Regions from separate parts of the Mus musculus genome. Here all the other regions are linked to region 1. A link is a loop called in an ENCODE intact Hi-C map of the cell type or tissue named here. Cell type or tissue: heart. All regions are shown on one strand. Each heading gives the region's core, and the rest is flanking DNA. Links, peaks and the distances in the headings are about the cores only.

Region 1 (7,998 bases), core at 1,522-6,521:
CTTGAGCTTCCCCAAACTGGGAACAGGTAGCTTTTATAAAGTCTGAACAATTATTACCAATAATATTGGTATATTACCAATCAGTATTTCCTTTGCCTGGTCCCTTATGTTTGGAATCCTTGAACTCCAGCCAAGAATAATCAGCTTCACTGATGTCCCTGGCCTTTCTTCTCTGTTCTTTGTACGCTACGCTGCTATTCACCATGCTTTAGCCTGGATGTTGTTGACTAAACTATTAACACGAGCTTCTGTTTCTAATGTATTTTACTTTTAGTATGTCTAAGCTACTATCATACTGTCTGTCCTCAGTTTCAGTTTTATTAGAATTTATTTTTGTTGTATGTGTATATGAATATATGTATCCATTGTATGTATCAAATGTATTATAGGATAAGTTTGCCTGCATGTTCATGAACCTTGTGTGCGCATGTCACCTATGAAGGTCAGAGGAAGGTGTCATAACTTTATTCAGCTCAGTGGTGAGCGGATTTCAGTGGAGCTGACAGCTGGATTTCTGAGGCTTTCCCGTCTCTGGCTCTTCCTCCTTCTGCAGACACTCATGGATTTAATGGGAAGTTTACCATTTCCCAGTGCCAAGCCTGCACTTTCTTTTCTTTGGAGGTTTTCTTTGGGTTTTGCTCTTCCTCATACCCCTCAGACCATAAGGTCCTTTCTCTTATACCCATAATGGACACAACTCATACTAAAGCTCCGTCTAGATTCCTCTAGGAACACGTAATACTGTGTTAGCTACATTTGGATCCACTGAGGCACCTAGAAGTCACATTTCACCTCCTGTTCAATAGTCATTGCTAATCTGCAAGTGTATGATGGGAAACCCCTCGGCTGGCTCCTGCTGTATGTTGCTGAAGCAACCCTGCCTTGATCGGTGCACTAGTTATCTTGAACAGTTCTTGCGTCACTCATAGTTAGAGGTGTCTGCTGACGATCCGTGGCTTGTTTCTGATGCTTGTCTTCAGTTACTTTAGCTTTTCAATGTGACTTTTTCTGAGTGTATATTTATTTTAGTTTGACCAGTAGTTACCATCTGATAGCTAGAAGCCAAGATTTCATTGACAGGGTGTGTAATGAAGGTAGTAAAAGGACTTAAGTTTACATCGGAAAGTCTAGCTAGTAGGTGTCAGCGACTACAGGGATGAGGACTAGGCAGCCAAAGGATCAACTGCTGTTTGCTTTGGGACAATGAAAATAATCCACAATTACCTACTAGTGATAGAGGATGCACTAAATGTGACTGGATCTTATACCTTAGTGATTAAAGATGTAATTTCATGTTAACTATATTTTACTGGAGCTAAAAATAAATCCCAAAACATCTAATTTGTTCATCGCAGCACATCCCAGCAGGCCTGTATCGTGTGGTTGTTTGCCAGTTCAGCTCTTCTCTATCTTATCCCATTCCTTGATGAGTGGGGCTGCATATAGAAGTGCATGCCTGTTGTTTCCTGCACATTAGGGAACAAATTCCTCTATTGGCAGTGCATCCCTGTACCCCTGCACCCCTGTACCCCTGCATCCCTGCACCCCTGCATCCCTGTACCACTTCATCCTCTGCACCCTTGTACCCCTGTATCCTACATCCCTGCACCCCTGCATCCTGCATCTCTGCACTCCTGCACCTTTGCATCCCTGCATTCTTGTATCCCTGAATTCCTGCATCCCTGCGCCTGTGCCTACTCACCATTGTCAGTCCAGGAATCTTTTCCCCCAGAGATTCCTGAGAAGTCTGCCCTGACATGTCTGCATCACAAGCCAGTTGTGACTTCCTCTTGTGTGCTGGATGCTGAAAAAAGCCCCACCTGAGAAGCCTCTTCTGCTAGGTCCACATCTGTAGGTCCAGGGAGGATTGAAATAGCTTACTAAAAACTACCTTAGAGTGATGGTTTAAGTGCTTGCATAACCCTTTTAAAATTCATGGCACACTATGACCCCGCAGAACATCTGGAACACATGAGCTTAGAGGCTCCCAAAATACATCATTTCTGAGGATGAGGCTATTTCCATCTGTGGGGCCTTGAGATTAATCTTGTCACATTTACATATGTAATCACAAGCCTACCACATTTGGTCGCTCACCTCTGGGAGCTGCTGAGTGACTTGCATCCTTGATTTGTGAGTGGTGAGACTTAGCTGGCTAATTAAAAGACAGAGTATGCTCTGATCAGGCGCCACCTGACCTAGATGGGAAAACCTTCCTACCTCAAGCTCCAGCCAGGTAAAGTTTAAGAGGGAAGCACTCACTCTCAGCTACACTCAGGAGCAGTGAAGTGGGAAAGAGAAATCATTTGGAAAAAGATGCAAATTGGTATAAAAGCTAAGGACTGGAACTGAAAAACTTTCTGGACTCTAAGGTAATTTATCACTAGAAGAGCATACGACTCCAAGGCTTCGGGAAGGGAATGGTCTGTATCTATTTCTGTTTTCTGTCTGGGGACAGAACTCAAGGTCTCTACCAGCTAGGTAAGGGCTCTACCACTGAGCTGTAGCAACACTATTCTGAATGTCACATATTTAAAATAGAGTTTCATCTGAGTTTATACTTTCCATGTATTGAAAATATTTATTTCCCTGTGTTCTTTTGTCTTTGTTCTCCAAGGTAATCGTCCGAGGTGGAGGACACATTTTGCCCTATGACCAGCCAATGAGATCTTTTGATATGATCAATCGCTTCATCTATGACAGAGGATGGGAACCTTATAATTCATAAGATACTTTCCTGAAACAGGAGTCTCAATCACAAAATAATATTGTTTAAAAAAAACTAAATATATCATGTAAATTTAAAATTTATCATTTTTATATTTTCAAGGTACTTTTTAGTCAATAAAAGTTTCCCTGAAACAAGTGACCTTTTGAATGACAGTTAGGGATCATGAGCACACTTAAGTGAAAATCATGTGTGTTGATTTATGGGATGAAAAAAAATGGGGTCTGAGGCACTAATGGAATATCTAATCCCTTCCAGGGCAGAAAGTGCAATAAATTGATAGACTCATAACATCATCTGGTTCTGTAAATACTAAGAGGGTTTACCTCATGATACATCTGTCCTAGGTACTTTATTATTGTTCTTGGCAGCCAGAAGCAACTAAGGAAAGGTAGACTAACTTTGGCTGGAGGTTTCAGCCCATCTCAGCAGGAAAAGCACAGCAGGGCTCAGCCCCTGGCAGCAGGAGTGTGTAGAGAGGCTGTTCATATAGTAGTGGGCCAGGAAGCAGAGCTAAAGCTGGGATGGGTTCCTTCAGAGTTCACTCCTGGGTCCTCAGAGCTGAGCCCCCGACATCCTGGGTTCCACAGCCTCCAGAATCGGTTTAACCACCTGGTAAATGATTGTTCACAACATGAGCCTGTGAAGACACTTCAGATTCAAACTGTAACAGCCTCTGATGATGTTGATGAATATTACGGAAAAAAACAAAAAACAAAAAAACAGCTGAGCAGTTCATCCCAAAGAGAGGATGTAGGTATAAGAGTCTCCAGAGGGGATTTTAAACACAGGAAGTCTCCTCATAGAAGTTACCTTGCAATTCTCAGAGACAGAAACCTTCCTTGGAGAAGAATGGTCTGTCGCTAACTCTCTGTAAGCTGGGACTCTGATGCACAGAGAGAAATCAATCTACCTTCTCTCTCTCTCTTTTTTTTTTTTGGAGTTTGTAAGCTTGGTTGCGTTGCACACATTCAGTAAACAGCCTGTAGGGCACATTAGATGAGTCGTTTTAAAGTCGCTGCTTCCTGCAATAAATAAGGGGCAACCTAACTTTATGTCATTGTTAGAAGTAAAATTTGAGCTAAGGTGTTTGGGAATATACATTCACCAGCGTTCTTCTGACTAAACGGCCACATCGGGGCTCATTTCTCTTTGGCACACGCGTCTTTGAAATTCTACAGCATACTTAGGTTTTGAGCACGCATCACTCAGGTATGATTTGGCTCACTGGAGAATTATTTTTTTCCCCTTTATTTGAAAATAGACCTGTTCCTAGAAGCTTTGCAGGTGTGGCTGCTATGTCACATGTACATCAGTAGGTGGCAGAGAGGAGAGAGGCTACATCTATGTTGAGTGTTCTGATTTGTGAATAGATGAATGTTTAGTAGCCTAAGATTCCCTGAAAAAAAAAAAAAAAAAAAAAAGAAAGCCTTAGATGACCCTCAGTCTGGTGCCTGGGGGCCTGAACAGGGAACCTGAGATGGTCATCAAGGCCCAGACAGGTTCCCAGGATGGAGTGTAAGCTGGAGACTAGAAACCTTCCTGAGACCATAGGCCTTTGGTGAGAATAAACCCAAGAGAGACAATCCTCCATACCTTGGGGTGGGCCAGGGAAGGAGCAAGCCCAAGATGACCTCCAGACAAGAGCCACGGGGCCTGGACAGAAAGCTAGCCTAAGATGACCACCAGTCCAGTGCCTCACAGGCCTGCAGGGTAGGCAGACCATACCCAAGATGATCCCTGCCCAGCACCATAACACATGAGCAGGGCAGGACACTTCTGAGACCTCTCCTGAGACAGCCGCAGACACTCAGGCCACCCCAGGCACACTAAGAAGAGCAAGTAAGTAGTAGAGAAATGGGACATAAAGGGAAACAGAAGAACGTGGTCGCAGCAAGAGGGGCAGACCTGGAGACTCGAGGGTAATTAGGAACAGCCTGATTCAAGTAGCCAATAATACCACCTGGGACCTTGGCTTGTGCTGCTACTGGAGGCCACATCTTGTACTTGCAGCAGCAGGGGTCTGTTGTCACCGAAGGCCAGGCAAACGTCTCTGATCTGAGCTGCCACAAGCCCTGTACATTTCTGGAGTTGCAGGTGAATTGCCCCAAGGATACAAGCATTGGAGCTGACCCTGTCTTCCCCTTGACCCCTCACCACCTGTGGAAGGTAGGAGACCTGACCCTGGGGTCATCAGAGCTGGAGAGCTGGCCCTTCCCCTCTCCTGCTGTAGCACTCAGGAGAGCAGACCCTGCACCATGACTGGACAGCATGGTAAAAATGGCTCTGGATATGGGGATTGTGGGTAAGCTGTCCTGAGGGTGTGAGTGTGGGAGAGCCAGCTCTGCCTCCTATCTGCTGTACACTGGTGTTGAGGGAGAGATCCCCTCCCATCCCTTTTGCCCTTGTCACCTGTGGTAGGTGGGAAAGTTGGCCCCAACAAGGTCATGAAAGCAGGAGAGCTGTCCCTGCTCCTCACCTGTTGACCTGGGCAGCACAGTAGAGCTGATTCTGATGGAGAGGGTGGAGGTGATGGGGGTGGGGGCAGAGTCAGCTGGCCCTGAGGATATGAGCTCTGGAGAACCAGTCCTGCCTCTTGTCTGCTGGGTGATGAGGTACAGGTGAGGGAGAGACACCCTCCCCTAACACCTTTGTCCCTTGCAGTCTATGGCAGATGGGAGTGCTGCCCTGGGGTCATGAGAGTAGGAAAACTGGCCATGTGTCTCACCACCTGCCACACTCAGGAGAAGGGACTCTGTATCTCATCTGGGCAGCAGGATAGAGCTGGTCCTGGTTGCTGGGGGTGGGGTGTGGCTAGTGAGCTGACCCTAAGGGTGTGAAAGCAGAAGACCTGGGCGCTGGCCAGCTCAGATACCTCTCAGCACCAGACTCAGGGCTTTGAATAGATGCATTCCAACATGGACTCCATCAATGAACTGTGCAGAAAAGCTCTGGTGCAGTTATACAGATCCAAACTACAGGATTTTTGTCAGACAAACATCTATTTTCCTTTTTTAATGTTTTAGTGGTTCTTTATGAATTTCACATCATGCACCCCAATCCCTCCCACCCTCCCTGTGCCCTCCTCCTACCCGCCCTCCACCCTTGCAGCCTCCCCCCACCCCTGACAAAATCTCATTGTGGAAGCTGTAGTGTGTCAGAGTGTGACCTACAATAAACCCTTTGTCCACACTTCTTTGTCCTCCCACTTTTTCCTCCCCTCCCATCTGGATCTACCCCTTTCTGTCTCTTATTAGAAAATAAGCAAGCTCCAAAGGAATAATTAGGAACTGATATAAGATAAAATACACTATGACAAAACAAAACAAAAAAAAAACCCTCAAATATTGGAATTAGATAAAAACAAACTAAAGGGAAAGAACCCAAGAAAAGGAAGAGACCCACTTGTTTGCACACTCAGAAAGCGCATAAAACCATTAAAATGGAAGCCATAGTACACACACACACACACACACACACACACACACACACACAGAGAGAGAGAGAGAGAGAGAGAGAGAGAGAGAGAGAGGATCTGTAGGGTAAAAAGAGATAAGCAAAAAATATTGAGAGATAAAATTAAGATTAAGATAATTTTAAAAGAAAGAAAGGAAAAGCCCCAACAGGACATTATGAGACAAGGGAACTCCAAAGATACCACTAAGCTCCTTCTCTGTGGGCATCTCCTGCTGCGCATGCGTCCTGCCTCCCCTTCGGAGTAGTTTGTTTCCCCAGTGAGATTCCCTTGGAGGAAACTAAATTTCCATTTGCAAGTGGTTATCAACTAAAGCGGCTTCTGTGTTAGAGGTGGAGGTGTGTGTCTACTTCTTCCTTCAGCTCCAGGACTCCTGGGGCAGACCATGCAGGATCTGCGATTTTTTTTTTTTACATTCAGTCTACCAGTTGTTTAAAACCGTGACCACTCTCAGGCTGCCTCAGTCTCTGTGACTTCATATAGCTGACGATCATGTTGATTTTGTTTTCTTGGTGTTCTTTCCCTCCTGCATGTAAGTGACTCTGACTTTCTTCTTCCTCTTCTGCATGTTTTCCTGAGGAGGGAAGGGCTGGTGAAGACATGCCATGTAGGCTCAGTGTTACAAGGTTTCTCACTCTTCTCACAAGTGTCTGGCTGTTCAGTTTTTATATTTGTCTTCATTTGTTTCAGGAGGAGACTTCCCTGTTGCTGGCTGAGCAGGTCACTGATCAATGAGTATGCTAGAATGCCATTTTTTTATTGCTGCCTTGCTTTTATTTTTGTTTGGTTTTGGTTTTAGAACAATAGTATTTGGTTTTACCCTAGGTTCTTGGTCACTCAAACAGTGTTGGGTATGGGTTCCATCTCATGAACGGTGTCTAAGTCAAATCAGATCTTGGTTGGTTACTCCCATAAGCCTTATGCCACTATTGCACAAGCTTTTCTTGCAGGCAGGACACCACTGTAGATCATGGTTTGTGGCTGAGTTGGTGCTTACATTTCTCCTCTGACAGGGCAGAGTTCCTTCCTGTACCAGAGACACTAGAACAAGGGGGTAAAGGTTCTGCCTAGGCCCAGCTTGACATCTCCACGTTCAGTGAGCTGTGTAGGTGTTGCCTTCAGTAAGGGGGCCTTGCTGTCTCGGTTTGTGGAGAACAACTTAGGGTCTCAGCACAGCCTGGGTTGTTTGGGAATTGCCATAGATGTCTTTGGCAAACGTCTCAATTAGTCCTGGAAGTTTCATTTGGTGACAAGAGACAGCCAGTTGGAGCTCTGTCTCTGCTATTATTTGGTGATTTCATTTAGGTATTCTCCATAGATAAGTCTATTTTAAGAAGCTTTTACTGTATCAGGTTTAAATACTCCTTAATTTTAGTTGTCTCTCTCTGCATTTCCTCCTTCATGCCCCCTCCCCTTCCCTCTTTGGTCCTCCCATTCCAGTCCCCCCTCCCTGTCCATCCACAGCCATCTTTTCTATGGCCCTTTCCTAGAGAGACCTATCTGTCTACCTCAGCCCTTACTGTATATCTAACTTCTGCGGGTCTATGGATTGTAGCCTGGACAGCATTGAATTAACCACTAATATTAGCACATATGCAAATACATAACATACCTTATCTTTCTGGGTCTGGTTTATTTCACTCAAGATTTTAAAAGCCACAGTTTGTACTTGCCAAAATCCTGGGATTATACTTTACATTTTAAATTTCTCATGCTGTACCTGATTTATTCAGGTTTTTGTTTTCTTTTCTTTTTGAGTAGCAGGTATGTTGTTCATTGTGTCCATATAAGTCAT
Region 2 (7,998 bases), core at 2,004-7,003, 78 kb after region 1:
TAAACTATACTTGTCTCATAAAAATAACATTAAAAAATACACTAATGATTTAACATCCTAATATTTCTTTACCTAGCATGACATTAAATAGTAAAAACAAACAAGGTTGAGGTAGACTGGAGAAGGCCAAAGATTTATACTGTAAAACAGGGACCTCCACATTCTCGTTTTGTCCTGAGTACCACATATAATGAGGCCAGGGCTGCTGAGCCCTAGCTGAGAGCCGTGGAGTGGAGTGTGGCTCAGGTGCCCTGCAGGTGAGGAGGAGGAGCTGTTCCTTGGGAGGGGCTTCTCCCATCATCCCTCCCACCCTCCTCTCCCGGTGCCTAGGAGACACTTCAGATTTCTGCAGGACTAGATCGATCTAGCCAGGGGTAGGATTTCTGCTCACCTTCCCAGTGGCCAGGTGCATTTTGATGCAGAGAGTGAGTGGCAGATGCCACATCAAGAAGCACTTAGCCGTTCCACCCGCCTACACACCTGGCTTCTCATGCAGTCTCTGGTTAGTAAATTGTCAGTTGTCACTTAGATGCACCAGGACCTAATCCTCTGCCATTAAACCCAGAGTGAGGTGTTGGGGGACAACCATAGCAAGCAGGTGGGTTTAGGATAACAGCTATCATTTGTATCCCAAACCAAACTAGCCTACAGGAGCCGGACAGATATAAACGGCAAAGTGGCCACAGTGGTATGCCTCCCCACTCGGAAACTTTCACTGCTGTGTAGGTCTTTTTCAAAGGACATTCCTATTAAAAAATGATTGACAGCTGGTGGTGCAAGGGCCTTCCTCGTAGAGTAGGGCCCTGATGCTGGCACCAGATGGAGAAGCAATGCTTAGTGCACGAAGGTCGGGAGGGCTGGGGAGAGATACTGCATCTGTGGTAAGATTGAGGTGTGGTACCAGTGAGTGGCAGCTCAGACTTCACACTGTGGGCCTTTTACCTGGACATTGGAGTGCGTATTGCCCTTCCACTTCTAGGCAGATTGAGTCTTTGGGCACAGCCTTCAGGATGCATTTAGTGGCATCTTGGAAAACGTTGCAGAAAAGCATTTCTGTCATATGAGGACAGCCTGTGAGGTACCAGTCCGTGAGGCAGAGACCCAGGCACAGCCTTCACCTGTCATTTAGCCTGTCTGATGTCTGCTCCTGTTCATAGGCTTCCAGTCTCCAGGGTGCTAGGAATACATTTCTATTATTTATAAATCACTCAGTCACAGGTATTTTGTTTATAGAGGCACAAATGAACTAACACAGAGCTCAAAGTCCTAAATGCTCTCCCTTCAGGACATCAGCTCTAGCCCCCACCACACCCTTCCTGGTCCATGTGCTCCAGCTGCCTTGCATCCATGGAGACCTGGCTAACCCAGCACAGCTAACCCACTGTCCATATTCCTTCCTTCTACACATCTCTACTCTTGTGATGCATGCCAAACTCTTCCTCACCCTTGTGGAATCCACGGAAGCTTGATAGCTCTGCTGCACCTTCCATCAGCCAGGCATTGTATGCACTGTGCTTAACCCTAACCCTAGCCCTAGCCCTAGCCCTAACCCTAACCCTAACCCTAACCCTAACCCTAACCCTAACCTTAACCCTACTGGCTCCCTTTGAGTCAGGAACAACCTGGGAGCCAGATGGAGCCATGTGGTCTTCCCTACAGAGTGCTTTAGTTATTTGAGGAATGCCAGAAGACATGTAACCAATTAGTGGCTGGGACCAGATTAGTGTCAGGATAATCCCGCCTCCCTCCAGGGAGTTCCCTTCTTGTTTGCAGTTGAAAATCCCTTGCTGAGAGCCCCACCAAACTCCAGGAAACACTGGGGGGGGGGTGTTCCACTTCTCCAGACTCCAGCTTCCTGATGCCTAGCCTTCGAAATACAAACCTCATTTTAATTTGCCTTTCTCGGAATGTCTTACATTAAACACAATGACACCTGATTTGCTAATTTCCCTAAGTGGCTGATGGAGGAGAGACATTTCACTGAGATTTTGAGATGGTTATGAGTTTCGCAGGCAAAAGAAATGCATCCTGGGAAAAAAATCACAGGGGTTTGTGTCCTACAGTTCTCCATTACAAAAATGTCAAGTACACATAATAGTCTAGAAATCCTATAGTAGCAAGAACACAGAGACCGAAATCACCACCAGGCAGACACAGTAGCAGGAACAGCGGGGCTCTCTCATGTCGCCATCAGATTAACATATGGTAATTAGAAATATTTACTTTTTATTCCTCATCACGTTCCTTTAAAGATATATGCTGGACATCATTTTCCTTCAAAATGCCTGTGATGGCTAATCTCAGTTGTCAACTTGGCCACATGTGGAATCAACTAAAGCCCTACCAGCTGGGCATCTCAGAGAGAGATTTTGTTGAGTAAACCATTTGATGTCGCGCCACTCTAAGTCTGGGCCACACCTTCCGGTGCCAGTCTACAGAAAAGGACATGGAAGAGGGAAGGTTTTGCTTTATTGCCTGCTTGCCCTCGTCCTCAATGGCAAATCCACCTATCGTGTTGCTGAAGCAATTCTTCAATGGTTTAGAACCTACTCTTTTGGAATTCCAATGTAGACTGAAGACTAGCAGCTCTCTAAGACTCCAACGTCAGATTGGGACTGCTAAAACATCTAGTTTCCTGGAATGAACACTTTCCAGATCGTGGGCCTTTCACGCAGGAGACAGCCTTTGTTCAACTACCCAGAGCTCAGCAGCCTTTTCTCCTCCTGAGCTATGTAGGTTTGGAGGCTGATTAACCCATGTGGCCAACCGGTGAACTACAAGGCTGTGACTCTGGGAGAAGCCCAGTCACTGCACATGACTAGCATTTCTTTTGCACTTCATCTGGTGGCCCGGTAGGGAATGGGGGACTCCAGAGTCCCATGCTCTTGACTGGAATGGACAGGACTTCAATTCTAGCTCTCTTACCTCTGAGCTCTGGCTCTCTCTAACCAAGTCTCTGGTTTCTCATCTGCAAATTCTGTGTATATCCAGGCCTGTGTGATTTAATGAAGTGAAGAAAATAAGGATCCGAACCCCAGTGAGACTGCAGAACTGGAAACGGAAAAACTGGCCAAGAAGCACACGCTCTAGAAGGGTGCATCCCACCACGGACCTGTCGGGGCCCAAGGAAGCTGCACTCCATCACCGATGTGACTGAGCTGTGAGAGAGCTGTGCTTCATCAAAGAAAAGGAGGGAGAACGCGCCACTTAGATGATTGTACATCTTCCCATTCAGTCTCTAAAGATTCTAATTCTTGCTGCCCCGCCTTTTAGAGCCACTTTAGTGTGATTGCCAAGGAAGCAGAGGCTCCCGCGTGCCCCCAGAGCAAGTCTGCTTGGGAATGAGCTGCAGAACGCACAGGAGCTCGGCGGGTTAGAACAGAAGGTGTGCTACCGAGGCCTCGTGGGACCAAAGGTCCTCGGTGTTTCCTGCCACTTCCCTACTGGTGTCTTTGATGGACGACTTGGCCTTGCTAGGGACACTGCTCTGCACATTGCAGGATGCTGAGTCCCCCACTGGGTTCTGTCCCCCAGATGCTAATGTCTACACCCCTCTCCCTTACCTGGCACGTCCAAAAGGTTTCTCTATACACTGCTTATCCTTAGGGGTAAAATTCCTTGCTTGAGACCCACTACTTTTGGTTTTTACTTTGGGCTTCTGAGCAAGGAGAGTTTTAAGAAATTCACCGGTTCTGATATGGATCAGTTCTTGTGGTCTCTGAAGTCTTCAAGCTTCTACATCTTGAGACCTAAAAGTGAGAGAAGAAAAAGGCGGTTCGCGTCCTTGGCGCCTTATCGCTTGATTAATTTTTGATATGGTGGAGCGTGGCTGTGGAAAGCACACTTGGAAATTATGCCGAGAATCCCTGATTGCGTTTTACCTGCCTGCATGCCCAATGCCAACTCTTTCCCTGTGGGAATCGGCTTCATGGTTTGCACCATGCTGCCCCGCAGCGGCCACTCGGCCTCGGTACAAGGGAGACGGTGTAGGTGCTTTTTAAGAATGGAAGAGGCGGCCACGGGGAGCCTGCTGAGCTGGTTCCTAGGCTGTGCAAAAAAAAAAAAAAAAAAAAAAAAAAATCCCTGAAGCCTTGCCATTTCCTTCCTGAGCCCTACGGCTCCTTCTTCTCACCGCCTCTGTAAAGGAAACTCAAAGCTATCCCTTTTTTACACAGAAAGCATCCTTTGGCTAGAGTGATCTGCCTATCGACAGCATTGCTCACACAGATGCAATACCCATGATGTGCTAGTAGTGATGCCCTAATAACGCTTTGCTGGATGGCTTTGCTACAAAGCTCTTTGGCCAATGCCTCCTATGCCCTCCTCACACCACCATCTTGTGAACCCCAGAGGGAGGGGTTCAGGAATAGTGATACAAATGCTTGTGTTTGTCACCCGAAGAGCCTGAGCAAGCCCACTTAACTTCTGGAAAAGCCCAGAGCTGGGCTACTGTCATTGGGTGATGCTGTAGGCTCTTTTTTTATGCGGGTGTGTGTGTGTGTGTGTGTATTTTCTTTATTTACATTTCAAATGTTTTCCCCTTTCCAGGTCTCCCCTTCAGAAACCCCCTATTCCATCCTCTCCCCCTGCCTCTATGAAGGTGCTTCCCGACTTTAAGGACAGCCTTAGAGGAGGACAGAGGCTAAAAAAGTGTGGTCTGACCTGTTAACTCTTTTCTTCTAGAATAACTTTTAAAACCATGCTTCACACCTTCAATGTGAGCCAAATTTTTATATAAATATATATATATCAATAACATATATATTCAGTGATATATATACGTATATATGTATATTCAGTGATATATATGTATATATATGTATATTCAGTGATATATATGTATTATGTATATTTAGTGATATATATGTATATTCAGTGATATATATATGTATATGTATGTATATTCAGTGATATATATGTATATTCAGTGATATATATATCGCTGAATAAAAGTATCAACCAACCATTCAAGACACACAGTGAGTTCTTAGTAGAGACCTTTTCCCCCACCAAGTGTCTCCTATTTCTCAGAAGCAAAATTTCACTTAAGGCATGTGAACCTGAATTTATTTTAGCAACTAATTAAAATAATTTAAAAGTTTAATTCTAGATGAGAGCAATTCAAGTAACTGAGCTATAGAAGCAGGTCTGTCGAGCAGCTCCTCCAAAGCGGGACAAGAAGTAAAGGCTTGGTGCAGGAGTTGGATGGGTGAAGGGGTGAGGGCCTTAGCTGTAGAACAGCTGCCCTGAACCTGCTCAAGTCACTCCTGTACGCATGTGCTTGGACTAGGTTTCTCCAGACCACAGACTTCAAGGGATAAACAGCTCTTCTTCCTCTGTTTCTCAAAACCAAACACTCCATTAATGCTGTCACAAATCGCTCCTTCTCTCTGCCCGAGTAGTTTCCAGACTGCCCTTTACAGCCATTAGGTACTTCAGAAATGGAAAGGGCTAAAACTTACAGTGAGATACTGGCTCATGGTTCCGTGTGTTTAGATATATTTATTCTTATTTATTTTCACTTCTGAGTTTTAATTGCTCTGACTCTGAGGTCCAAGACTAACACGAGTCTGAACTCCCCAAGTCTGGTAATAGATTCTTCTCCAGTGTAAAAGCAATGTCTACAAACACACATGATAAGACATGGTGAAGGGTCAGCCCCGCCTTATGGTTCAAAGTCTCCCTCAGGGGGACACTGGCTTGAGCCATCTTGAGGGTCTAAACCATATTATAAACTCTGGAGACACAAGCAGACCTCATGACCCAGGGAGCTACTCTGTGCTGAGAGAGGGAGAAGGCCGTGGAAGAGTTACACAACAGATTATTGAATCTGTTTCCTAAAAACCTTATGTGTACTGTAGTGGCTATTCCTGGTTGTCAACTTGACAATATTTGGAATGAACTACAATCCGGAATTGGAAGGCTCACCAGTGACCCTTATCTGGAGGCTTGGAGATCCTTATCTGGATCTTGGTTTGAAGATCTTGAGCCATAGTGGCTATGGATTCCAGAAGATTGAATCTCCGAGTTAAGGAACACACCTTTAATCTGGGCTATGCCTTTCATCTGGGATTAAAGGTGTGGTGGAACACACCTTTAATCTGGGCTACACCTTTTGCTGGAGACAATATAAGGACATTGGAAGAAGGGAGTCTAGCTCTTGCTCTTGCTCCTTCGCCTGCTTGCTGCGTGAGACTGAGTAACTGCTAGATCCTTGGACTTCCATTCACAGCTGCGACTGAACCATTGTTGGGAATTGGGCTGCCGACTGTAAGTCATCAATAAATTCCTTTACTATTTAGAAATTATCCATAAGTTCTGTGACTCTAGAGAACCCTGACTAATACAGAAGTTGGTACCAGGAGTGGTTCTAGAGTAACAGAAGTACAAGGATGAATCTTTTAAAATACTGGAATTGGCTTGTTGATCCACCAGCACTTTCAAATATTGAAACCTCTCCAGATTCTCTCCCTCCTGGGAGCTCAGAGAATTTTGAAGACCCATGGTTGAAACTATATTCCGAACTTAAAGAAGCTAATGCCCTTGATTTTCTTAATGAATTAGGTGATTCAGTGCACAAAGCTTTCTACAAGATGGGGAAAAAATCGAAAAATGATTTTACTGGCTGGCTGCTCTTAGTATCTGTGGAAAAAATGATGAATGAAAGGAAGGAGTTGTGTGATAAAATCGAAAGGCTCCAGACACAAGTAAACGATCTAAAAGTTGCTAAGTGTGTCCTTGAGGAGAATCTTCTCTCTTGTAGCAATAGAGCTCAAGTTGCAGAAAATCAAACAGAAACTCTCATTGTAAGGTTGGCTGAACTACAGAGAAAATTCAAGTCTCAGCCTCAGAGTGTGTCGACAGTTAAAGTAAGGGCTCTAATTGGCAAAGAATGGGATCCTACAACATGGGACGGGGATGTGTGGGAAGACCATGTTGAAGCTGAGAATTTTGAATCCTCAGATTCTCAAGGGTTTGCCCCACCTGAGGAAGTAGTACCCTCAGCCCCACCTCTTGAAATAATGCCTTCCCCACATGAGGAAATTAATTTTGCAGAGTCTGCTCACAGCCCACCAATAGTTTCTTCTAGACCTGTAACCAGACTCAAAGCAAAACAGGCTCCTAGAGGGGAGGTAGAAAGTATAGTCCATGAGGAAATTCGCTACACTACTAAGGAGCTTAATGAGTTTGCTAATTCATTCAAGCAGAAACCTGGTGAATATGTGTGGGAATGGATTTTAAGGGTGTGGGATAAGGGTGGAAGGAACATAAAACTAGAGCAGGCTGAGTTTATTGACATGGGTCCTCTGAGTAGAGATTCTAGGTTTAATACGGAAGCTCGCATAGTTAAAAAAGGTGTCAAAAGTTTGTTTGAATGGTTGGCTGAGGTGTTTATCAAAAGATGGCCTACTGGAAATGACTTGGAGATGCCTGATATTCCGTGGCTTAGTGTTGATGAAGGGATTTTAAGACTTAGGGAAATTGCAATGCTAGAGTGGATATATTGTGTAAAGCATAATTGTCCACAATGGGAAGGTCCAGAAGATATGCCTTTCACCAGCTCTATAAGACGCAAATTGGTGAGAGGGGCACCAGCACATTTGAAGGGTTTTGTTCTTTCCCTTTTCCTTGTGCCAGATCTTAGCATTGGAGATGCTTCTGCTCAATTAGATGAATTAAATTCACTGGGTTTAGTTGGATCCCGAGGTAACAAGGGCCAGGTGGCAGCATTGAATCGCCGGAGACAAGGTGATCCTAGTTATTATAATGGACAGCGTAGACAAAAGAATGTTTATAATAACATACCCAGTAATGGTCAGCACAGGAGAGGTGAAATTTATAATGGCATGACTCGCTTGGACCTTTGGTACTGGCTAATCAATCATGGTGTTTCCAGGAATGAAATACATAGGAAGCCTACTGCATATTTGTTTGATCTGTATAAGCAGAAAAATTCTCAAACAAATGAAAGAAAGGCTACATTAGATCGTGGTAAAC
Region 3 (7,998 bases), core at 1,014-6,013, 54 kb after region 1:
TTTCCCAGAGCGAGAACCGGCAGATAATTCGGTTTAGGAACCTAAAAGAGGCGGTGCCTCTCCTTGGACATGAGCAAAGGACACCAGAAACCCAAACACTTTAAAAGGACTGAGCAACAGTCCTGTCAACAGTCCACTGATGGCCTTGCCAGGAAATCTTGTGTTCCCCTAAACTTGGAGCACGATGCCAGGGAATTCCGTGTTGTCTCAACATCTTGCAGGGTGGCACCGGGAAGAGAAGAGTAGGTAAAATGTAGGCGCCCTGCCTCTGCGCCGAAGCCGCCGGCGAACCGGCCTAAAATAAAAAGGTCTCTGTCTGCAATCCCCGTTTGCTCGCCCGGTAATCCACCCCCGCCCCCAGCCTGCGCGCCGACCCGTACAGCTGTTTTTAATCCCTACTTTTCTCACTTGGCGTCCGGGCTAGGGCTGACCAGACGCGGAGCCACTTAGTGTTTCCTCCTCCCCCAGCCGGGGTCTGTCCTGCCTCCGCCGTCTCCTCTTTCTCCGCCTGCATCCCCCGGGGGGCAGAGTGTGGGAAGAACGAATTTCCGCCGGTTTGCTCGCTCCACGCCGACATGGGTCCCTTCCGGACGCTGCTTGCGCGTCCCCCAGGCTGCTCACTCCGGCTGCACTCCCAATCCCCCCGGATCGCGAGCGGGCAGGCGCCGGAGACGTGGGCCTAGCGGCCGGTACTCTGCAGCCAAGCCGCACCCCAGCAGCTCTTGGAAGGGATCCCGCCTGCAGCGGGGGAATCCGTTTGGCGGGGAGAATCCGCGCCAGGGAATCCAGCTCTCCGGACTCCAGAGCAAACAAAAAGCACCAACTCTTGCTCGCTCCTCCCGCCCCCGACGCTCACCCGAAGAAACAGTTTTCTGCAGAAATGCAACAAGTAGCACCCCAGATTCGCCGAGCGCCCAGCGCCTTCTGATTTGGCTCCGCGAACTTGGCCTGCGGAGACCCGGGCGAGCCACCGGGACAAAGAGGAAGGGCTGGACGGAGCACCAGCGAAGTACGAAAGAGGCCTTTTTAGCGACTCAGGCCCGGCCGAGGGGAATGCAGAGGAGACACAGAGCCGGCCGGCCCAGAAGACGATCCGGCCGCAGCGCGCTGGGCGGGCGGCGATGGAGGGTGTGGGTGCCGTGCGCTTCTGGCTCGTGGTGTGCGGCTGCCTGGCGTTCCCGCCGCGGGCCGAGTCCGTGTGCCCGGAGCGCTGCGACTGCCAGCACCCCCAACATCTCCTATGCACCAACAGGGGACTTCGCGCTGTACCCAAGACCAGCTCGCTGCCTAGTCCCCAGGACGTGCTCACCTACAGCCTAGGCGGCAACTTCATCACCAACATCACCGCCTTCGACTTCCACCGTCTGGGGCAGCTCAGACGGCTGGATCTGCAGTACAACCAGATCCGTTCTCTCCACCCCAAGACCTTCGAGAAGCTCTCACGACTAGAGGAGCTGTACCTGGGGAACAACCTCTTGCAGGCGCTCGTTCCTGGCACGTTGGCTCCGCTGCGCAAGTTGCGCATCCTTTACGCCAACGGCAACGAGATTGGACGCCTGAGTCGCGGGTCCTTCGAGGGCCTGGAGAGTTTGGTCAAGCTACGGCTGGACGGGAACGTGCTGGGAGCGCTGCCGGACGCGGTCTTCGCTCCCCTGGGCAACCTGCTCTACCTACACCTGGAATCTAACCGGATCCGTTTTTTGGGCAAGAACGCCTTCAGCCAGCTGGGTAAGCTTCGATTCCTCAATCTCTCGGCCAACGAGCTGCAACCCTCTCTGCGCCACGCGGCCACCTTTGTCCCTCTGCGCTCCCTCTCTACTCTCATCCTCTCAGCCAACAGCCTACAGCACCTCGGCCCCCGCGTCTTCCAGCACCTGCCACGCCTAGGCCTGCTCTCCCTCAGTGGAAACCAGCTCACGCACCTCGCCCCAGAGGCCTTTTGGGGACTGGAGGCCCTACGTGAGCTGCGCCTGGAAGGTAACCGGCTGAACCAGCTCCCCCTGACACTGCTGGAGCCTCTGCACAGCTTGGAGGCACTAGACCTGAGTGGCAATGAGCTTTCTGCTCTGCACCCTGCCACCTTTGGCCACCAGGGCCGGCTCCGTGAGCTCAGCCTGCGCGACAACGCGCTCAGCGCCCTTTCTGGGGACATCTTTGCCGCCAGTCCGGCTCTCTACCGGCTGGATCTAGACGGCAATGGTTGGACCTGCGACTGCCGGTTGCGGGGTCTGAAACGCTGGATGGGCAACTGGCATTCTCAGGGTCGCCTCCTTACGGTCTTCGTGCAGTGTCGCCACCCCCCGGCCCTGCGGGGCAAGTACCTGGATTACCTGGATGACCAACTGCTGCAGAATGGGTCTTGCGTGGATCCCTCACCTTCCCCTACAGCAGGCAGTAGGCAGTGGCCGCTACCCACATCGTCAGAAGAGGGGATGACGCCCCCTGCAGGCCTCTCGCAGGAGCTACCACTGCAGCCGCAGCCGCAGCCCCAGCAGCGGGGAAGACTTCTACCAGGAGTGGCCTGGGGTGGGGCTGCCAAGGAACTGGTGGGCAACCGCAGCGCATTAAGGTTGAGCCGGCGGGGACCAGGTCCCCATCAGGGCCCCTCTGCTGCGGCTCCGGGCTCTGCCCCACAGTCCTTGGACCTGCACGAGAAGCCGGGGAGAGGACGTCACACCCGAGCCAATCTCTCCCAGACGGAGCCCACCCCGACGTCTGAGCCCGCCTCTGGGACACCATCTGCCAGAGACAGCTGGCAGCGCGCAGCAAAGCAGCGCCTAGCGTCCGAGCAGCAAGAGAGCGCAGTCCAGTCCGTTAGTGGGGTTGGTTTGCCACCTCTGGTGTCTGACCCCTGTGACTTCAACAAATTCATTCTGTGCAACCTGACAGTAGAGGCGGTGAGCGCCAACAGCGCCTCGGTGCGCTGGGCGGTTCGCGAACACCGCAGTCCCCGGCCGCAGGGCGGCGCACGCTTCCGCCTGCTTTTCGACCGCTTTGGCCAGCAGCCCAAGTTCCAGCGCTTCGTCTACCTGCCGGAGCGCAGCGACTCGGCCACGCTGCACGAGCTGCGCGGAGACACCCCCTACCTAGTATGCGTGGAGGGTGTGCTCGGGGGTCGCGTTTGCCCCGTGGCCCCCCGAGACCACTGCGCAGGGTTAGTAACCCTGCCAGAGGCAGGAGGTCGAGGTGGCGTCGACTACCAGCTCCTGACCTTGGTCTTGCTGGCTGTCAACGCGCTTCTGGTGCTCCTGGCACTGGCAGCCTGGGGATCGCGATGGCTGCGGAGGAAGCTGCGTGCCAGGCGGAAGGGAGGGGCCCCGGTCCACGTTCGCCACATGTACTCCACCCGACGGCCACTGCGCTCCATGGGCACTGGTGTGTCCGCGGACTTCTCAGGCTTCCAGTCGCACCGTCCCCGCACCACCGTGTGCGCGCTCAGCGAGGCCGACCTCATTGAGTTCCCCTGCGACCGCTTCATGGACAGCACCGGCGGTGGTACCAGTGGCAGCTTGAGGCGGGAGGATCACCTCTTGCAAAGATTCGCTGACTAGGCAATGCCTTGGGATCTCACAGGCCTTAAGGAGCCACTCTCCGTGGTCCCATGCCTTCTCAGAGGAAGAACTAGTTTTATTAGACTTGTTCTTTCTCCCTTTTGTGCATTTGCCAAGTGAAATCTAGATGTGAAAGTGAATCTAGATGCCATCCATCACGTCCTGGTAATCACAAAGCAAATGGATGGTTCTTGGTGGTCTAACCCAAGAGTGGGGACAAATGAATAATGGCGTAAAAGTGGGAAACCTTGACACACTTAGCTCATGGCTCCTGTGACTTTCAGCACAGTAGCCTGCTGACCTTGGGCTAGAAAGGGTGCTTTACGCTCCCAGCATGACCAGAACGCTCTGGTGTGTATACACACTCCTTTGCTCTATGGCAAACTGAGTTCTGTTTCTAGTTAAGAAAAGGGGGACTTGCCACCATCACAGTGATCCCCATCAGCAACTGACCCCACTGATCTGGTGGGTTCTGCCAAGACCGGCAGGGTAAACAAACAGGTACCACTCTCTCCCGGGAACCCTTTCTTCTGTTGTCTGGGAGAGCATCTAGGAAGCCTTAAGGAAAAGCTACCTGTGTCAACAATATGAAGAGGATTTAACAAGCTGACCAATAAACTCAGACTCTTTTGATAGGACTGGACCTCCTCTCTATCGTTTTATCAGTTAGGGAAATGACCTTTTGCTGACCTTTGGGTAACTGATAATATCCTCAGGAGAAGGCAGCATTTAATACTTCTCCACCAGGCTTGCGCCTGTGGTTTTACCTTATTTTTTTTTTTAAATCTATACATGGGAAAAAATCGAATGCCAGATTTGATCTTTTAAAAAGAAAAAAGAATGCGATATGTGTGTGTGTGTGTGTGTGTGTGTGTGTGTGTAACCAGTGACTCCCTAGGGCACTGCAGCCTTCCAGTTCGCTTACCACATTTCTGATAGCATGCCTAGACGGGTGTGAATGTGACCTACATCTTACGACAGTTCAGCAGTGTCCCCCATCCCCTTCTTGACAGCACCCATTTCTGAGTTGCACGGTTAGGCATTAAGCGTAAGGTAATTGTCAGGCTTGGGGCAGGGGGCAGTGAGCTCAGTGGTGGAGCTTGCTTGTGGGGCTCTGAGTTTGTCCCAAACAAACAAAGCAATGGGTGAATTGTCTGTAATCTCTGACCACATCACTGTCGCTCTTTATAAGAAATAGAACAGGAGAAGAAAACTGTAGGGAACAAATGTGAAAACAAACAAACAAACAAAAAAACAAAAAACCCACAGTAGCGAATATGTGTTTCTACTAAACCCAGAAGAACATGTGCATTCAACTGTCACTGTGAAATAATTATATATTTTACAAATTAATTATTCCAATAGCCAGTATCTTACTGTGTTATTAAACCTTATCTTTTAGTAGTAGATGCAGTATTTCTTTTCTTTTTATGTTTTATTTTTAATTTAGGATTAGCCTCTTGTATTTGTTTAGTTGTGTTTTTAGCTATTTGGGATACTTTTCTCCCTTGATATTTATGAAGTCCACGTTTATGATTAAATATAGTGGCTGGGTTCACATTAATAATTCGTGTGTGGTCCACATACACGTGCTAAGAGGATGTACACTGTGGTATAGTCACCGTGGTTATGGATTTATTGGCAGTGGGGGACTGTGCAGTGCAGGTCAGCCAGTTCTATGGCTAACAGTGACTCTTCTGTTCCAGGCCTCAGGCCCCTGAGGGTCCCAATGACTCAGGGAACCCATCACAGTCCAGGGCCCTTCACCACGATCACTCTTTATGTTTGGCCTACGTGAGCCATGCTGCCTTGTCTCAGCAGCTGAAGACCTGGGGGTCTAAATGAGCCGGTCTTTGTTTATGTCCAGCATGAGTAAAATGTCCAGACCACTTAAGCCACAGCTGCTTTTCTGGCAGTCTTATCTGCAGGGACGAAACTTAATAAACCACAGGAAATAAGACTGTCATTCCGTGTTTGCTGCCAGGCCTTGTTTTACATCCACAGTGCATGGTGCATGGGAGCTGGGGCTGTTCGCTCTTAGTTTCAACCCACAGGCTATCTGGCACCTCCTGTAGAACTCGCAATTTTTCATGCACAGCACAGTTGCCTCTCTTAGCTGTTTCATTTACACAGTGTAAAACTGAGACCCGTTGAAAGTATGGAAAAGACCACTGATTCTGTTTACCATCTGCCTTGCCCAACTGTAGACTGTCACCAAAACCCTTTAATGCCTGGACTTAAAAAAAACAGTCTCACTGAAAAGTCTTTTCAGTGAGAAATGGATAAATGTTATACATTGTTACATTCAATTATGTCAATAAACCCACATACTGATAGAGATGTCTTGTTGGAGCTTCCAAATGTTTTGATGCATGTTTAAAATGACAGGATGAGCCTTTCAACAGCCATGTTCACTATGTACATGAAACATAAGCGTGATGTGTGTGGGGTTCTTATTATTTTCCTTTTCATGGAGAGTGTGGGCTTTACTGTAAAGAAATGATTGTGTGAGTTTATATGTAAGGAGATAATGAACTCCACTCTAAAATCAAGTGGGATCCCAGAGTGAAAAGGTCCCCAGTGACGACAGCAAGGTGGCATGGTCTCAGCTCAGCAAGAGTGAGTTCCCTAACAGCTATGCCCTCTGAGTTTCATGAACACAGATTACAGGGGCTCCCAACCCCCATTTACGGAGCTTGAAAAGTGTTATAATTCCTGAAGAATATGAATAAGCTCTATATGAGTTGCCAAATTCAGTTCCAAAACCACAGTTAAGTCTGGTCTGTAGTGTGAACCTCACACAATAGGTGACTGCTTCTGCCAGGCAGAGGATGTCTCAGTACTGCCAGGTGACAAGCAGGATGGTAGGATGTGGTCAAGGCAATTGTGCTCATTTGTCACACACCTGATTTTCACCAAAGGCCAACACGACTGGGTGACTACTATGTTAAAGAGGCATATATATATATATATATATATATATATATATATATATTCACTGTTTGTCTTCAGACACATCAGAAGAGGGCACCCCAATCCCATTACAGATGGTTGTGAGCCACTATGTGGTTGCTGGGAATTGAACTCAGGACCTCTGGAAGAACAGTCAGTGCTTTCAACTGGTGAGCCATCTTCCAGCACCCCCCCTTCTCTTTTAAGAGTTTTTAAACGAAAATAAAGCATTTGATTAGCAAAGTCTTATTTAAAACTTCAGCCCATGACCCAGGATCAAGACCTTCACCAACCCAAGAGAACTATAGTAAGAAAATCCATAACAAAGACATGAAGAAGTCTCATGGCCATCAGAAGGTCACCACTGTTCTTTGTTTTATATTCTCTAATGTTCTTCTATCCCTTTGTTCTTCCATTTCTTTGTTCTTCCATCTCTTTGTTCTTCCACTTCTGCATCAGTTAAGATGAGCATCCTGAGAGCTGACTGCACAATGGCTCTGTGAAACCTAGCTATAGCAGCAGCAACAGCAGCTATACCAACATGTGTTCAGTAGTTATTAAGTACATCATTAGTAGCTGGATTCTCCTGCAAGAAACAACAAGTTGTGTGGTGCTTTCTAGAAGTCCAGGGCCTAGGCATTTCTGCTGAAATACAATCAGGAAATCAGATAATGGGATTATAGCAATCCCTGCCCTGGCTCCCTTGTTCCAGTCACTTGAGACTCTTCCACAATTTGGTGTAGAATGACAGTAATTGAAGCACTTTCTCATAATTTAAAAAAAGGGGGGGGGAGTGAGTTTAACAGTCAAGAAATCTTTTGTGCTCATGAAATTCCTGGCATAATTTAGATTAAAACTTAGTGTACAGAGGCAGCTTGATTCTACAGTGGCTCCCTTTCCTGTCCCTTCCTCCACAGCCTACCCCGATCCTTTTCCTCTATGTTTGCTTAGGTATGTTGTGTTAGTTAAGGTCTTACTGCTGTGAACAGATATCACGACCAAGGTAACTCTTATAAGGTCATATAATTGGAGCTGGTTTACAGGTTTAGAGGTTCAGTCCATTATCATCCAGGTGTGAGCATGGCAGTGTCCAGGCAGGTGTGATACAGGCAGAGCTTCGATTTCTACATCTTCATCTGAAGGCTGCTAGGAGAAGACTCACTTCCAGGCAGCTAGGATGAGGGTCTTAAAGGCCACACCCACGGTGACACACCTACTCTGCCAAGGCCACACCTCCTGGTAGAGCTACTCCCTGGGCCAAGCATCTACCAACCACCACATGTGTGTTTTCACGCATGCATGCTTTTCTTCTGAGGGATTTGAGGCCATTGAATCCTTAAATGGTGGGGCAAATAATACTCATTTCATGTTACATAAGGAAAATGAGCTATGTGGGCATTCCATTTAAGCACTGGTGGATTAATTATTGAAGTAATTGTAAGAGACTAATTAGAAAAGCCATCCACTCGTTGATTTGCCTTGAGACAGAACACCT
Region 4 (7,998 bases), core at 935-5,934, 89 kb after region 1:
ATCTGGGATTAAAGGTGTGGTGGAACACACCTTTAATCTGGGCTACACCTTTTGCTGGAGACAATATAAGGACATTGGAAGAAGGGAGTCTAGCTCTTGCTCTTGCTCCTTCGCCTGCTTGCTGCGTGAGACTGAGTAACTGCTAGATCCTTGGACTTCCATTCACAGCTGCGACTGAACCATTGTTGGGAATTGGGCTGCCGACTGTAAGTCATCAATAAATTCCTTTACTATTTAGAAATTATCCATAAGTTCTGTGACTCTAGAGAACCCTGACTAATACATGTACTTATGAGTAAATCATGATATTTGAATCCATAGATACATCTTGTGCATCGTGATGATGGTCAAACTGGGCCAAATTTACTCGTTTCCTCAAATGTTTGTTATTTCTTGGTGGTGAAAGCATTCTCTCTCTCTCTCTCTCTCTCTCTCTCTCTCTCTCTCTGTGTGTGTATGTGTGTCTGTGTGTGCGCACACGCATATGTGAGAGACCGTGTATGTAGGCTAGAGGGCATGTCTGTCTACTTTCTTTAAAACAAGTACACCTCTGGCCTTGAGTTCAACAATTATATTCGTTTGGCTGTCCAGCAGGCTCCTGGGTCCACATCTTCAGGGTTGGAATGATCGTGTGTAACCCTGCATCCTGCATCCTGCATTTTTATGAGACCTGGGGATCTAACTCAGGCCCCTGAACTTTCAAAGCAAGCAGTTTTCTGATGGAGTTATTGCCCCAACCCCTCTTCTGGCTATCTTAAGGTAATATGTTTCCTTACTGTACAAAGTATCCCCCTGGTACTTGATACCCACTGGCCCTTATTTTTCTTTCTTTCTCCAGAACTTCAGCATCCCCTCACTGGAGGAACAAGAGGAGCCAAAGATGATGATTGTCATCTCTGGTTCACATAGTCTGATGGTTGTGTTAACAGACTGTTCAAACAAACAAACAAACAAACAAACAAACAAACAGGAACCCCGCCACAGAAATAATATCTAGACCTCATCTTTAGCCTCTCAATTTCCATGGCAATGGGGGAATCTTTGCTGTCTTATTAAGTGATCTTGTAGAGCTGTTTACAGTGTGCTAGAACCATTAGAAGAGTAGAAGGTGTCCTGGCTACACACACACACCACACACATCACCCCCACACACCACACACACACACACACACACACACACAGATACACAGACACACTCATACAGACACACACATACATACACAGATAAACACACATGCACACACACACAGACACATACGTACACACACACACACAGACACAGACACACACACAGACACACACACAGGCACAGACACATACACAGACACACATACATATACACAGATACACACACACACATGCGCGCACACATGCACACACACACACAGACACACACACACACACACACACACACACACACACATTCTAGATCAAACCCAGAACTGCTGAGCTATGTGCCCCAGCTCACAATTTGCCCTCCTAAGAGGGCCTCATGTGAGTCCCCTGTCTCCCTTCGCAGAGTGGACCAGTTGCCAAGCCTCCGTGTAACCATGTTCTCCTGCCTCTCCCCCCCCCCCCCTTGCTTCCTTTGCTCCCACTCCTCTCGCAGGAACACGATGCTTCAGGCGGGTACCAGGTGCCTAACGTGGCAGCTTCAAGATTGATGAGGGATCTTTTACAGCCTTCTCAACACCGAGGGCAAAATATTAAACAGGAGGTAAAGACACTGGTGAGACAGACTCAGTCTGAGAAGTCCGAAGCTCAAATGACTTAAAGAGCTCACTTACAAATGCACATGTATTATTCATTCATTACATCATCAATATATGAATATTAATTTAAAATGAAAAGTGGACCCCAAAGCTGGATATGGTGGCACAGGCCTTTAATCCCAGCACTTGGGAGGCAGAGGCAGGTGGATTTCTGAGTTCGAGGCCAGCCTGGTCTACAAAGTGAGTTCCAGGACAGCCAGGGCTACACAGAGAAACCCTGTCTCAAAAAACAAAAATCAAAAAAAGAAAAAGAAAAAAAAAGTAGACCCCAAAAAGCTCCTGGGCCCTTGGAGGTTTGGATCTTGTCTCTCCTGAAGATCTCTTTAGGGTTTTTACCAAAACTATCTAATTAGAATTCCTTGCCTTAAAAAATATATTTCATGTGTCTGAGTGTTTTGCCTGGATGTGTGTTTATATACCACAAGCATGTGGGGGCCCTGCAGGCCAGATTCCCCTGGATCTGAAGTTACAGATGGTGGCGAGCCATTATGTGGGTGTTGGCATTGAACCCAGGTTCTCTGCAAGAGCAGCCGACGATCTTAACCATGGAACCTGTCTCTCTAGCCCCGGGAATCCTTTCCGATGGAACTCTGGCTTCCTTTCCTGGCCAGGAGTCCATGGTCCTTTCTCCAACCCACAGGCTTGTGCTGAGGGAGAGTCTAGAAGTTATAGCTTCACTTGCTGCTTGGGATTCTGCTTCTTGTCTCAGGCGGTACCTACTCAGGGTACCGCCAGCCGGGGACTGACCATCATCACAGAACACACCCTAGAGGGTGAGCACAGCAGCGTGTGTGGCCTTGGCTAGATCTGGTTTTAACCAGGGCCATACAACTGCTGAGTATGAACTTGAAGCTCAGGATGGACAGTTGTATGAACCTGAAGTACTTCATCTCTGGAACACTGTATTCAATGTTTTCATCCAAACAGCAAGGGTAATGAAAAGAGATCAGGTGTATAAAATAAAACTGGTGGTGAGATGCCTCACACCAAGCCAGCACACAATGAACCTTTCTTTGCCTCAAAGAGAAACGGATAAAGTTTGTAATGCAAGTTGTGTGTGTCTTCACACTTGCCCTACCCCCTTCCAACCCTGACTGTAAGAGACATGGAATATCATTGAAAAACCCATTCCCTAGTTCATGTTCTCTGGCTTGCCTTTTCTGCTGTCTGTCAGATTCAATCCATCACAATGTAATTATATTATCCATCGCCTTCCCTAGGAATAACAAGTGAGGGCATGGGAGTTTGCTTTCTGCAGTTTCTGTATCGTCGGAGACTATGCTGTAGACTTCAGCTCTGTGGCTGAAGGGCACAAGTAATAAACTGCCTTACTATCCTGTGATGGAAGTAGGGTGCCTTAGGGATTGCATGGTGGTGACGGTGATAGCAGACTTCCTTGTGGTCCTCCCCTTAGACGTTGTCTGCTCTGGTCACTGGAGGATGAATGAAAACCTTATCATTCTACTGTGTGGGAGAGCTCAAAGGCCAGACTTGCAGCATGGCTGGGTAAGGTACAAACAGTCGTGAGACTTTCTCACAAGCCTTGGTGAGGTGTGGGTGGACACACATGGCTCCGTGCATCGGAATGCTAAGGAAACCCGTCCTCACCTGCTTCACTGGGTCCTGGGTAGATATACTAACAGAGGTAGAGACACTGTACGTCCAAGGGTGCCTAACATTGCCGAGAAAGGCTTCAAGAGTCTCAATGTTAGGGATACTTTAAGTGTGGCGTCTCAAAAGCCCGCCTCTTGGCAGTAGCTCCTTCCTACTCTATAGGCTTGCACTTTGGCGTTGCCAGGTATAGACACTAATCCTAAATATTCAACTCTTTTGGCTTATTACATTCAAACTAGGTTAATACTGGGAAAACCACAGGTTTGGGGGCCCTCATACATTTAAAGGCAAAGGAAGCCAAAGGGAAGCGTTTCTCTAAGTGCGATAAAATATCGCCACCTTGTGGATTTACGGCATATTGCGCGTCACTGTTCTCTGGCCTTTGGATTATCAATTTGCCTATCAGTGGTCAGAATCAGGCCCCAGGGAAGCCAGGGAACACACCACCTCTGAATGGTATCTTAGCCCTTTGTTTTTTCATATAGAGTCTCACTATGTTTCCTTGGACTCAAAATTGTCTTGCCGCAGCCTTTCGAATGCTAGGATTTTAGAGATCTTTTTACTACCACGCCTGCCTCCCTTTTTCTTTGAATTTTTAATGGTGCAGGATTCACAAATAATCATCAGAAAGTCTACTCTATGCTTAGATAAAAAGTGTTTTTTAAATATATTCATCTACAAAATATGTGGAGATGATCCTAGTTGAATGAAATGCAATGGACTCCCCCCACTGGGTTTAAGGGCACCTTTGGAAGTACCCATTCATACCTGACATGCGCAAGCTAGAACTTCTGTGAGTGGCCAAAAACTTAAACACTGATAGTCTGCCTCACTGTTGGCAATAGATAAGAAGACCTAATTCTTTGAAACCTGTCCTCTCCAGAGCTTCTGGCTCTTCTGTTCTCCTTGTCTCCCTTCCCACAGTGTTGCCCGGAGCCTTCCCAGTGCAATTGGTGCAGTTGGTGTGGTTAATAGAGATGTCCTGTTTAGGGCCCAGCAGTCAGTCACTTTGTCAAGTTCCGCATCACGCCACTGACTGTTGCCCACGGCCAAGGGAAGCTTCATTAAGCAAGCTTGAGAGAAGTCCTGGTCTATAGATGTAAAGAAATATTCAGAATTATACAATTTAACAGCATAATCATTTAGTAAAAATAGCATATGCTCTCCCAGGCCAGGGGCTTTTGACCAGGTTCTAGTACCTGGCATGACATTTCCTCCAACAGAACAGAGTTCAAAACTCATCAAAGTGGCTTATTACCCGAAAACAGCCATGCCACTATGGCAGAAGTGGGCAGATATTGCCTGGCAGCTCAGCATGGAAGGATGCGAGGTCTAGCGCTGAGAAGATCTTTATTTTTTCCCACCAGGAGCCTGCACAGACCACAGGCACTTGTGAAAACGAGCCAGCAAGGAGGAAGTTCTCCAGTTAGTGTGAGATTGATTTCTCTATGTCCTTATAGCCAAAGTGTGTGGTGACGTCATCTGCTGCATCATACACTTGAAATTCTCAAAAAATAAGAGATAAAATTAAAAGCTAGACTTAGGTTGTCTGCCTATGCTGGAAGCAAGAAAGCAATTCTGAGCAGAGGCACTGTGGTGGAATGGGCTTTCAGAGCAAGGCCTGGGAGACCATCCCAGCAAAGAGTGGGGCTCTGTCTTTTAATTTATATTTTAGAAAGAAATGGGCTGTGAATAACCACAAAACTAACAACAAGTCATGGTGGTACAAGCCTGTAATCTTGGTTCGTGCTTGAGGGAGTAGAGACATTGTGAATTGAAGGCCATTCTGGGCTACATGCAAGGCCCTGACCCTGAGTCAGTCAATTGATAAATCTGCCTACCTATCTCTTATCTGTCATCTGACTATACTGTGGTTTCTACAACTCTTTGTTTAGAAAACCATTTAAGGCATTTACCTTCATGTCTCTTTTGACATTTATGTTGGATTTATTTACTTATTTAAAATACCAGTCAATGCACACATTCAAGGCAGGAATCAAGCCGTTGTCAACAGGGCTAGAGGACTTCTACTCAATCATGCTGAGAGGTTGTCGCCCTCTGGTGGCCATTGTGTGTATTTACATATTTAACCCAAATTTAATGTGGTAAGGAAAAAAAAAATACAAGCCCTTTCTGGGTCTCTGAGAGTTGTCAAGTGCACATAATAGCCTTGTTGAGACCCGAAGCTACCAGTAAAGTTAAATCATTCTTGCCTTCATTAGTCCACCGCTGTCCATGAAGGTGTGAGTGAATTCTTATTCACTCACCTGGTATATCAGGAGTCACTTTGGACTGTGGGACTCAGGCACACCAAATTGGCAGTACTGTACTGAGCCGGGAGCCCAAAGCCCCAGGCTGCTCTCTGCTCTTATGACGATGGGAACAAACATGGAAAATGTGGGCTGGATGGGTAATGGGGCAAATAACTGGGGCATACTCATATGGTTCATTTAAAACAGAAAGCCCCGCTTTGTGGTGTGCTTAGTAGACTCTTGTGCACACAGCTGTTCGTGTTTGCATGCACGTAGGAAGTTCCAGAAGACTAGATGCCAAACCGGTAATATCACCGAGATGAAGATGTCAGGAGAACTGACACCTTTTCTTTTGAATTTATCATCCATTCATTTTCCAGCATAAATTTGCTTTTCCTTTGTAGTTAAGCAAAATAAAAATGCAAAAGGAAGACAAACATGTGCCCATCTTAAAGGACTATGCCCCGGTGTGTGTGTGTGTGTGTGTGTGTGTGTGTGTGTGTGTGTGTGTGTGTGTGTGATAAACAGGTTAGGAGATGCTACAATGTATTCTGTGATTTAGGACTTTAAATCACTTTCAACATTACAGCCCCGTGGTCATCTAAAGTGCACATTTTTAAAAGTTTCGGTAGAATTTACAGTTCCCTGAATTAGGGACCTGGAGGTGCTTGCTTGAACACAGACCTCAGTAGCCTGCTGCCTCCTGGAAGCTGAGCAACTGCCAGAACGAGAACTCGGGGGCCCCAGGCTCCCATTTTGTTATTTCTACAATTGTTGATGTTGTCGATGGAAGCCCTTCTGTGAATTACAAAGCTGATACTGGAAGGCAAGCCATGTTTTATAGAGCACATTTATTAAAAGCCACTCAGATACCATTTATTAACAACAGTCCTTTGTGTCAAAATACATAAAGCTCCAAGTAGTACAAGAAATTGCATGAAGTGAAAATGGCTGAGAGCGATAAGGCCAGGTCAGAACAGGTTGAAGCACAAACCAAACATGACAAGTTCACACAGGCTCTAATAAAAACTCAACTTGACAAGGGTGAATCAGAGATTTGCTTTGGAGTTTTTACCAATAGTGAAACAGAGAAGAAACAGCGAACTACAGGAGTCGCAAAGTTCCAAAAGGCACGAGTGGATTGGTTGCTAAGAAGGACAATCTCTACTAGTCTATTGAGAAGAAGGGGACAGGGACCATGGTTGGCTGATCTGGTTAACATGAGATGCTCATTCTGCCCTGGAAGAGCAAGACAGATGGAAAGGAACGGGTGCTAGCAAATGAAGGTCTCAGCAGCCGGCTCCTAACAGCCAATAAGCCTCATCCGTGTTACTGCCCTGCAGTGACCCCCACCTCTGCTCCAACCCCACCCCAATCTCCACTTCTCTTTTAGGCTGAGTTCCAACGACTGGGTCCCCTGGCCTCTTCCCTGCCTCCCTTGTGTTTAATAATACAGCTCTGTCCCTTCCCCACACAGACAATGGGAATTCAGATTTTGTTCTCTTAGAGCGGCCCCTGGGCAGGCTGGCTCCATTATACACATTTGCCACAGTGGTATCACTACAAGCGGCAACACCGTCTGACCCCCTCCACTTGGTCCTTGTATATTCTAATCTGTCTTTGACTAGCAAAGACCCCAAGTGTGCTGGTTGCTTTTGTCAACTTGGCATAAACTTAGAGTCAGTTAAGAGAGGAGCTGAAATAGAGAAATCACCCCCATCACATTGGCCTGGAGGCAAGTGTCTGGGACGCATTTTCTTAACTGATAATTGATGTGGAAGGATCCAGTCCCTATATTTGTGTGTGTGTGTGTGTGTGTGTGTGTGTGTGTGTGTGTGTGTGTGTGGTGCCACTCCTGGGCAGGTGGTCCTGGGATGTAAAAGAAAGCAAGAGGAGCAAGCCAGGAGTTGCAAACTAGTTCCTTCATGGCTTCTGTTTCAGTTCCTCAGTGAGGAAGTTAACCTGGGAGCTATGGGATGAGATAACCCTCCTATAATTGCTTTGGATATGGTCTTTATCACAGCTAAGGTCCGATGTGAGACCCCAACTGGGTCACATCATCTCCTTTGTCAAGGGCATCCTGGCGTTTCTTCCTTCGTCCCAATGTTGTTATTTTCTCAGTCTTTGCCCGTTGAGACACAGGGCACAGTCTGCTATGACCTTGTCACCTTTTGAGTCAGTCTTCAAACCAGGCAGTTCATCCCCCGTGGTTGTTTGTGTCACCCCCCACCCTACGTCCCCACCCCTGTTTGGAGCACTTTCACTTAGCACCCAAGTTCACACATCAAAACACATTGCGTAATGACAGACTACGACGTCCTAACCCAGGGCAGTAAATGGGCTATTCATCTTACCAACTC

The links. Hi-C counts contacts between places; a loop is a spot of excess contacts. Peaks named below come from ENCODE experiments on the same cell type or tissue, not always from the same donor. Only the 100,000 strongest peaks of a DNase experiment are listed, where the experiment ranks them.
Region 2: it touches region 1 in a loop (3-fold over the local background); 9 of 42 quality-filtered maps call a loop at or near these places.
Region 3: a loop joins it to region 1, with 2.8 times the contacts of the local background. A loop is called at or near these places in 12 of 42 quality-filtered maps.
Region 4: a loop joins it to region 1, with 2.6 times the contacts of the local background. A loop is called at or near these places in 9 of 42 quality-filtered maps.

Annotation. Positions count from the first base shown.
Region 1 is chr6:53,868,144-53,876,141 of GRCm38, reverse strand. Cpvl (carboxypeptidase, vitellogenic-like) reads left to right here. Exons shown (of 13, transcript NM_001289713.1): 13 at 2,618-2,863. The coding sequence ends at 2,728. It overlaps Gm22910 (a small nucleolar RNA gene), which reads left to right and starts at 3,994; the gene lies at 3,994-4,125. In heart, for the core only: a CTCF peak has its summit at 4,038 (motif pointing right); no DNase peak of the experiment used is centred there; H3K27ac peaks cover 265 bases.
Region 2 is chr6:53,790,769-53,798,766 of GRCm38, reverse strand. No RefSeq gene overlaps it. Among named protein-coding and RNA genes, the nearest start is that of Tril, 26 kb to the left of the region's middle. In heart, for the core only: CTCF peaks have their summits at 2,778 and 3,954; a DNase peak (open chromatin) is centred at 3,956; H3K27me3 peaks cover 854 bases.
Region 3 is chr6:53,813,359-53,821,356 of GRCm38, reverse strand. It overlaps Tril (TLR4 interactor with leucine-rich repeats), which reads left to right and starts at 532. Exons shown (of 1, transcript NM_025817.4): 1 at 532-5,889. The coding sequence starts at 1,122. The coding sequence ends at 3,551. In heart, for the core only: CTCF peaks have their summits at 2,236 and 2,958; DNase peaks (open chromatin) are centred at 1,436, 1,786, 2,396, 2,596 and 1 weaker place; H3K4me3 peaks cover 2,875 bases; H3K27ac peaks cover 2,360 bases; H3K27me3 peaks cover 3,280 bases.
Region 4 is chr6:53,778,801-53,786,798 of GRCm38, reverse strand. No RefSeq gene overlaps it. Among named protein-coding and RNA genes, the nearest start is that of Tril, 38 kb to the left of the region's middle. In heart, for the core only: CTCF peaks have their summits at 3,734 (motif pointing left) and 5,447 (motif pointing left); no DNase peak of the experiment used is centred there; H3K27me3 peaks cover 538 bases.